Linked DNA regions of Homo sapiens: region 1 is linked to region 2. The links are chromatin contacts, found by Hi-C in ENCODE. All regions are on one chromosome and are shown on one strand. Each heading gives the region's core, a stretch centred on a gene start or an enhancer-like site at or near the end of the contact. The rest is flanking DNA. Distances are from core to core; before and after follow the strand shown. Region 1 has its middle 23 kb from the start of ACKR3. Region 2 overlaps COPS8-DT (COPS8 divergent transcript).

Region 1 (4,269 bases), core at 1,373-3,872, 420 kb after region 2:
TGAGAAGTCAGATCAAAGACCTCCCTGCAAGATGCCACACCCTCCCTGGGAAGATTAACGAGGGAGATGGTGAAAATCTTACCATCTTAACCTAGGTTCTGGTGGGAGGGAGAAAAAATGTTCCCTGAGAATTCAAAATAACATACCAGACTTTATGTGGGTTTAGGGCCTGATTTCATAACATCTTTGTGGTCCAAAAATATCTTGGCTAAGAATTCAGTTTAAAGTAGGCCTTCATGCAGTAGCCAGATTGAAACAAACACACATGCTTTCTGGGAGAGGCATTCTCAACCTAGGCCTCAAACCATTCCCTGAATACCACTGATCATGAGTTCATAAGAAAAAAAATTAAATCATAAAATACATGAAAAAACCCAAGATACTATGAGAATTAAGCAGGAACAACAAACAGCAGGATCAAACCTGTAAAACTATAGTTATTAAAATTATCAGATACAGACTGCAACATTAGAATGTAGAAAAAAACATAGACATGGGAAATGGGAAGGAGAAATGAAAACTAGGAAAGGCCAGTGGGAATGTGGAAGATATGTCTAATTGCAATTCCAGAAGGAAAGACTTCAGAGAATGGGATGACACAACAATCAGGGAAAGTGGCTCCTCTGAGTTTTCCAAATTGATGAAAGACACAAATCCTCAGATTCAGGAAGCACAACAAATCTCAGGCAGAAGGCATTGGAAGAGCTAGCACCCAGATACGCTGTAAAAAAAAAAAAAATGAATGAAAGATAAGAGGGAAGATCTTAAAAGCAGCCTGGAGAAAAGGCAGACTGCACAAAGAATAGGCAATTAGATTGAAATATGACTTTTCAGCTGCAAAAATGGAAGCCAGAAATCAGTGGATTCATATCTCTAACATGATGAAAGATCACAGCTGTCAATCTAGAATTGTAAGCCCAGGATAATTACCTATTAAGAATGAGTGCAAAAATTTAAAAAACATTTTAACTATCAAAAAATTGAGTTTTCTGCCAGCAAAGCTTCCTTAAAGGAACTTCTCAAAAGGTTCCACTACTTAAAGGAATAAAATGGTCTCAGGAAAAAAATGGTCTGATATGCAAGAAGGAAACGTGAACAAAGAAAATAATCTGCTTGTCGGTAAATCCAAACCAACTTTATACATATATTTGTGGAGCCTATTCTTTTGTGTATAAAGAATATACATTCTTTGACAGATAAGCCTAGAGATAAATTTGCCTCTCTAAAGAACATTTCTCAGTTAGGACCTGAACTTCCATAAGTATACTAACACTTTTATACTGTAGGACTTGAAATATGTTAAAAAGCAAGAAGAAAAAAACAAGAATAATATTTGTAAACAGTCATTAGCTCTCTATAAAGAGGCTCTGGGCAACTTTTATTTCCTTCTTCACACTGTACTAGGTTTTCTGCAGTTTCTAGAATCATTATTGCTGAGGTCTCACAACCACCTGTCATCATGACAATGTGTGTCTATGGACAGGGGTGATGGATGCCATCTAAGACAGGTGGAATAAGAAGTCTCCACCAACCTCCAACTCTCTGACTCTAGAGTCAATGCTGCTGAAGCCCGACAAGAGAGGATGTACTGTTCAGGGGAAGACAAAAGTCACAGGGCCAATGCTGCATTGATTTACAGTGGGAACAACCACCTCCAAGGCCAGCCCCTTTCTCTCCCTGTAGGCAGCTCTTAGAGAGAAGCCAAAACATAGTGAGAACATGCTTTCACTGGGGTGGATTCAGAGCAAAGGAAGTGGGCTAAGTGAGCCTCCTGCATAACGGTCACAGGAAACACAGCCTCCTTGCCCTTCCTGCCAGTGGGCTGGGTCGCCCAGTCCCCTGAACGAGGCTCCCCATCCCCAGGCAGGGTCTGGATGGCACTGCCCACATCTGTTTGCCTCTGGTGCTCTGCGCACTCTCTGCTGCCCAGGTTCTCCAACCCTCTCTTCCTGTAGTGAGTAAAGCTTCAGGCAGGAGGGTGGTCACGTCTGGCAGGCCTGAGCGCCCTCTCCACGGTGACTGGCTGTCTGCTCATCTTTGGATGTTACAATTTAAATCTCAGAGCACACTCTGATACCTGTAAATTTAATTTATCATTATAACCACCAAAAACTGACAACAAATTTTATTAAATTTATAGTGGAAAAGTATCTATGTAGTAAAAATCACAATGTGAACTAGCCCTGCCCTTGTGGAGAGAGATGGACTCAGAGAGACAGAGGGGGAACTTCATTGATCACTGAAGTCAAGAGGTGTGTGTCAGTGAGTGGGCCCTGAGAAGCCGTCCTTCCAGAAGGAGGCCTCAAAGAGGTCCTTTTCCCCCAGGGGCACACCTGTCATCAAAGTACCCATTGTGCCTACAACGATGTAAAAAATCATCTTCCTATCACAAATTCAACAAACTTAGCTAATTATCTAGCTTCTCCTGGGACCAAGAATCGTTAGAAAGAAAATTCTGGTACGGGAGCAAAACATCGCATCGTTGGTGCTTCACAACTCACAAAACGTGGTCCTGTATTTTCTCCAGGAATACATGCAATGAGTCTCTGAAAAGGAAGCAAAACTTACAGTGGTGAAACGTGGCCCCTCCTTTGTAGTCGTGCTGAGAAACAGAGAACAGCTGTCCACAACTTCATTTCCTTTCTCGCAGACTTTAAAGTTGGGGCTTTTCAATTCTCATTACGCCGTATGTTTTCGGTGTGTGAAATTCAACAATGATACACTAAACCAGGCAAATAATTTAATAAATAAACATGACTTCTCTTTCTAATAATATAAATTTATTTGGCTTGGAAAACACAGTGAGCTCTCCCCATAAGAACTGTAAAGTATATTCCCAGGGGTTTTATTTTACATCCCCAGATAGAAGAGATTCCGTGTCATATACCATGAAATCGTAGTGTTTCATAACCAAGTTGTAAAGTGCAGCACTGAAAGTTGATTTTGTCCGTCTGCCACACTTTTATTGACGATTTGATACACTCATTCTTCCCCGGAGCCCTAATATTTTGTGCACTCTTCTTGCCATACCTTGAACATCATCGTCTAAACATTGATTGGCTGCCTGTGGCACTCTGGCTCCCAGATCCTGGGGTGTAGCATGTGTCTTTCCTACAGACATCTGCACAAATGCGGAAGAAATGTCAAATAGAAACCCTGAGTTTCTACGTGATGTGACTTTGAGACGGTAAATGAAGCGGAAAGCCTGGGTGTTGTCTTCTTAGGCAGGGTGACAGAAGGAGGGCTCTGGATCCCAGCAGAGGGGGCATTTCAGACCCGTGAGTGAGCCCACCAGGCACGAACTCTCAAACTCCCTTGGGCGACAGAGCCCCTGGAAGTCAGGGCGTTTGTCTCACATCCTTCAGTTGCTAGAAACAGAAGCCCTCCCAGCCACATGGAAGCTTCTAAAGATGACGAAGGCACAGAAAGGACCCGGGGTGTCCCACAGAATCCAAGGGCAGTGAAGGCGAATACCCTGAGTGACTATAGTGAACAAGCATGCCCGGCAGCCCCAAGATATCAGGCTCCTTGGGGGCCATGTGTCTTCCCCACCTCTGCTCTGCCCTGGTTGCCAGCCACCACCTGTGGACCAGAGTTCTCCTCTTTGGAGTGAAAACTAGTGGCCTGAGTTTTCTACAAATATATCCAAGTGTCCCCAATTAAAAGCAAACCAACAAACTCCATATTCTGTCTTCTATATTATGTTATACTTTCTAAGATTCTAAAACAATTGCCTGCACTCCGTGTCTCTACTTTCTCCCAAATCTAGCCCACATCTCTCTCCCAAGCACAAAACCTGGTACCTCGAATTCCTGGTCTGAGCCAGTCATTATCCCCCTGACCCCACTTTTCCTTTTATTCCCTCAGCTCGGTTACAAGACCACCATCCATCCAGGGGCTCAGCCCAGAATCCCGGGGACCGTCTTCATTCTGCCTTCGTCTTCAACATCTGCTCGTCCCTATTCCCATCGACTCAGGCCTTCAGGCATCTCTCCAGCCTGCCCTGAGCTCTCCAACCCAAGCTACGAGCCCTCAGCCTTGCAGGGCCTGTGCTCGCACAGCAGCCCCCCAGCCCTGGCACTGGTCTCCCTGCCTCCAGACCTAGCAGTCATTTTCTCCGACCTGCTCCGACAGGAAGCCACTGATCATACGATGCATATGATGCATACAACGCAAAGCTGATCATACGATGACCCCTGACCCAACTGAATGCCTTCCCCCCATCCACAGAAGCTGTAATAACCTTTCTGAATCCTGGATCCTTTTTTG
Region 2 (4,321 bases), core at 909-3,408:
GAGACAGCCCAGGAAAGAGGCTGAGAATCACCCAGAAAACCCTTGAAGGCCACTGTTTGCAGACGCAGAGCTTTGCTCAGCCATTGGCCCTTCGAGGTTGAGCCTCGCAGGGAGTCTGCCTCCCACCTCCCCACGCTCAGCTGTGGTTAAGCTGGTTCACCTTCCTGAAGAGAAAGGCTGCTGATACTGAAAACGATTTCCAGTCTGATAAAATCGAGATGGCGCCCAGAACTCACTTTTCACTCCAGGAGAGTCAAGGCTGTGGAGACCTAGTAATTATTGGTTCCTATAGGAGCCAAGGCAGGAAAGAACTAAATTGGAGAGAGTGACGGGGAGAAAGGTGAGGGGTCGGGGGGAGAGCGCCTGAGGACCTCGTCTGTGGTTAGCATTCTAAGTGTAGTTGTAAAGAACGGAGGATGGTTCCTGTTGACATTTGTGGTTTCTGTCGGCCTGAATCTTTTAGACATTTTTCACCAAATTATCCCCAACGGTGGTGCATGTGTGTGTGTGATCCCAGGAGCTGGAGGAGTGGCTGGGGGGCAGCCAGCGAGAAGCTGAAGTTGTCTCAATTTTGTCTTTAAAAATGTGTGTGTCTGTATTTTTGTTTTAATATAATCAATGGCTCAATGCTTAGTGAAATAAATAATTCTGTGATCCTAGGGTTTCATCCCAGGCAGTGTGCATCTCGTCCTCTGAAAAGCAGAGGGGCAGGCTTTAGAAAGGCATTGTCTTCTAGGGAGGTGGAATTTCCATGGAGGGGACATTTTAGAGGAAGAACTATTAATAAATCAACCATCTGTGTGGTGAGCACACAGGGGTTGGGGTGAAGGGAGGGTGCTTGGGGTGTCCTTTGACATGAGGCTGTGGCAAGCAGCTCTTTTTAGTTAGTGTCCCAACAAGTCCCAACTCATAGTCCCACCCAGGAAGGGTGGGCGGGAGGCCCAAGGCAGGTGGAAAGCAGGTAAGGCAGGCACAGCTACGGGAGCCACAGCTGGTGCTCAGACACACACTCAAACCCACGCTAGCCTAAGAGCATGCTCAGGGCCTCTGGAGGGGCTGCGGTGCTGGAAGGGGGCTCTGTTACTTGAGAATTGAGCAGTAAGATGAACTCTTTGAATTCAGTCCTCAGGGCATGTCTCCTCTGCCCGAGCCTGGAGCCAAATCGGGGAGGGTGGGCTCTTGGGGAATGTACTAGGTTAACTCATTAGAAGGCCCCAGAAGACACATCGGACTCAAGCCCAGTATTTTGCAAATGTGCACATTTGGTCAGAAGGATCAGGCACAATCTGTAAGAAAACGGCATTCATCCAGGGGTTTCCACTGGCAGAGCCACCTCGTGTTTGTACTCTGGTGTCAGCATCTCCTCCTTCCTAAACCCTTCCCCCAATCAGTTTCTGCAGTAACACTGCAGCGCCAGATGCACCTTATTTCTAAAGCCCCATAAATGTCTAAAAGGTGGGGCATAGAAACTGATTTTCAAAACGTTCTTCTTTGCAAGCAGAATTGTAGGTAAGCACCAATACCTGGGAGAGATAAGAGGAACTTTCTGATGCTGCAGGGCAGTGGGCCCCTTCCACCACGCAGAGTCAGACACAGTGGCAGCCCTAGTCTGTCTTTACCAGGACAAATGGGCACCGTGGGATGGGAAGGCCCATAGGAGTGGGGAGGTGGTTCAGGACATGCAGTTGACATGGGTGAGGCTGACTCACCCGGAGGGGTCCCAGTTCCAGGAAGGGTGCCCAGCCCAGGAATGAAGGCACTGGAGCCCTCCGGAACCAGGTCTGGATCCCTGACCCCCAGGCCAGCCTTGCTTCGGGTGGACAGATGCCCTTCAGGAGCTGCCCAAATGCTGACAGCCAGGCTTTGGAAGGACACAGATTTCCAGAGCAAACCTTCCTCCTTCTGACCCTCTCAACCCTGGGCTCAAGGAGAGGTCTTCTGTCACTAAAAACGTATGTTCATTTAAAACAGATGGGGACTTTGGACTTTCTGGAAATGGATTTATAGGTTTCCGTTTGGCCCCACCTCTCTGAAAGCCAGGCTCCAGTGGGGTCACCCATCTTCCTTCCTGGGAGGGGCCTGAGGCCCTGGGGGTTACATTTTAACAGACACAGGGTGAGCATTTAACAACGCACTTCCTGACCTTGGTGACGTTCAGCAGAGCACAGGGAGCAGAAAAGTGTTTGATCAAAACTTGTCCTATTGCTGCATTGTTACTGAAACTGATGGAACACAGGTTCTGAACCTAAAAAAAAAAAAAAAAATCAGAGGCAAAGTCCCTCACCACAAGTTCCTATGTTCCCAGGTCGTTACTGCTGAAGAAGGCTGATTGCCTTTGTGGTTCCCACACTTTAGCCTGCGTTAGAATCGTCTGTGGGACTTGTTAACTCAAGGCCCCCCCCGCCGCCTTAGAGTTTCTGATTCAGAGGGTCTGGGGTGGGCCTGAGAATCTGCATTACTAACAAATTCCCAGATGAGGTGGAGTGATGCTCCAGCGACCACAGTGAGAACCACAACTCTACAGCCAGCGCTCCAGCACTCCGTGCCCCATGCTGCCATTTTCTTACTGGATCATGTTTACATCACTCTTTCCCAAGACAACCTTTCTCTTATGCAGCGCAGGCAGACTGGGAGGCTGGGGCTGGTTCTGCAGGCCAGTGTCATTCCTGAGCCCACGTCCTAAAATGGGAATCGGCATCTCAGACAGGCTCCAGCTCTGTCCAAATGCTCCAAGATGCCTCATGAGAGCACTGTCCAACACTGGTCAACCAGGCTGTGCCATTCACACCTCCTATGCCAGTTGGAAATGCCATTGAGATGAGCATCAGCCAGGAGGAGAGAGGCCATCGTCCAGCCGTCAGAAGTGTGTGAACCAGAGGAACTCCATCTTGAATAGGAGCTGGTACAATGAGGCTGAAACCTACTGGGCTGCATTCCCAGATGGTTACGGCATTCTAAGTCACAGGATGAGACAGGAGGTCAGCACAAAATACAGGTCATAAAGACCTTGATGATAAAACAGGTTGCAGTAAAGAAGCTGGCCCAAACCCATCAAAACTAAGATAGTGATAAGAGTGACCTCTAGTTGGCTCACTGCTACACTCTCAGCAGCACATGACAGTTTACAAATGTCGTGGCAATGACAGGAAGTTACCCTATATGGTCTAAAAAGGGGAGGCATGAATAATCCACCCCTTGTTTGGCATATCATCAAGAAATAACCATAAAAATGGGCAACCAGCAGCCTTCGGGGCTGCTCTGTCTATGAAGTAGCCATTCTTTTATTCCTTAACTTTCTTAATAAACTTGCTTTCACTTTACTGTATGGACTTGCCCTGAATTCTTTCTTGCTGGAGATCCAAGAACCCTCTCTTGGGGTCTGGATCGAGACCGCCTTTCCTGCAACACAGCCACCAAAAATTCCAAGCTCAGGGACCATCAGCCCCACCCCTCCAAGCACAGGTCCACACAAGCAACATCACTCCTCTTACACGTGGGAGGAGCATCTTGGAACAAACTCCAGGCAGAGAGGGCGTGCATCTCAGAAATAGTGTTTTGATTTTCTCCAGTAAAGAGGCAAAACATTTTTTTGAAATTATCAGATGGAATTGATTATTAAAATAGAATGAACATTGAATTATTTTTCCCCAAAACCAGTGAATGGTGACTTGAAGGGTAGGTTAGTAATAATTCACCCTACTTACAGGTCATAATATGAGTTGAATTTCTTTATGTCACTGCTTTTGCTTTAATTGGTGGCCATCTCTCTAGGGGCCTGACCAACCATTAACCAATATTCCTGATGTCCTGTGATAGCAAATGTTGATGGGAATTTGAAGGATGGTCAATCATCATCTGCTGTCTAGTTTTTTGTTTTTTGTTTTTTTTAACAGTTTGTTAACTGTTTTTTTAACAGTCTCAGACAGAGCATTTTATCCTAAAAAAATGGGGAGCAGGTACCACATGTGACCAGCCTCAGCTCTGGAGGAACCCCAGAGAAAGAGACGGATGCCTATCTGTTCCTGACCCCCAAGGTCCCTCAGGATCTGCTGGGAGGGGTTAGTTGTGAGATGTAGCCCCAAGACTGCACAACTTAACCTGTGAAAGCATTTATTTAGAATTGAGCATTTGCATTTTGGGAGATGACTGCAAACACAGCTGTTTTCTTTTTTATGCAATTAAGATTGAGGCATCCTTAGTGACAATGGGTACCAGACTGGATGCCTATTGAAGCCACCCCTCCAATTGTAAAAAGGTATCCTCAGTGAGGAGGTGGTACTCACCTTCCTCTTGACTGCAAGCATTGACCTAAAAGTTCTGT

What was found. Hi-C counts contacts between places; a loop is a spot of excess contacts on that map. Pooled maps may share reads with other maps.
Region 1: a pooled map shows a loop between it and region 2 (6-fold over the local background). The contact joins two enhancer-like sites. A Hi-C loop is called at or near these places in 2 of 168 maps with a recorded cell type or tissue (CD8-positive, alpha-beta T cell and ascending aorta) and 6 of 50 pooled maps.

The regions. Positions count from the first base shown.
Region 1 is chr2:236,544,309-236,548,577 of GRCh38, reverse strand. It overlaps a transcript of ACKR3 not described here. Among named protein-coding and RNA genes, the nearest start is that of ACKR3, 23 kb to the left of the region's middle. RefSeq lists enhancers at 2,156-2,205, 3,326-3,455. Within about 2 kb of position 2,622, at least 7 of the 41 ENCODE cell types and tissues checked have a DNase peak (open chromatin) inside an H3K27ac peak, as active enhancers do; they include CD8-positive, alpha-beta T cell, where a contact is called at or near this core.
Region 2 is chr2:236,966,033-236,970,353 of GRCh38, reverse strand. The region is part of intron 1 of COPS8-DT (COPS8 divergent transcript); the gene reads left to right. Among named protein-coding and RNA genes, the nearest start is that of COPS8-DT, 120 kb to the left of the region's middle. RefSeq lists enhancers at 1,225-1,724, 1,954-2,248, 4,261-4,321 and a silencer at 1,954-2,248. Within about 2 kb of position 2,158, at least 4 of the 41 ENCODE cell types and tissues checked have a DNase peak (open chromatin) inside an H3K27ac peak, as active enhancers do; they include CD8-positive, alpha-beta T cell, where a contact is called at or near this core.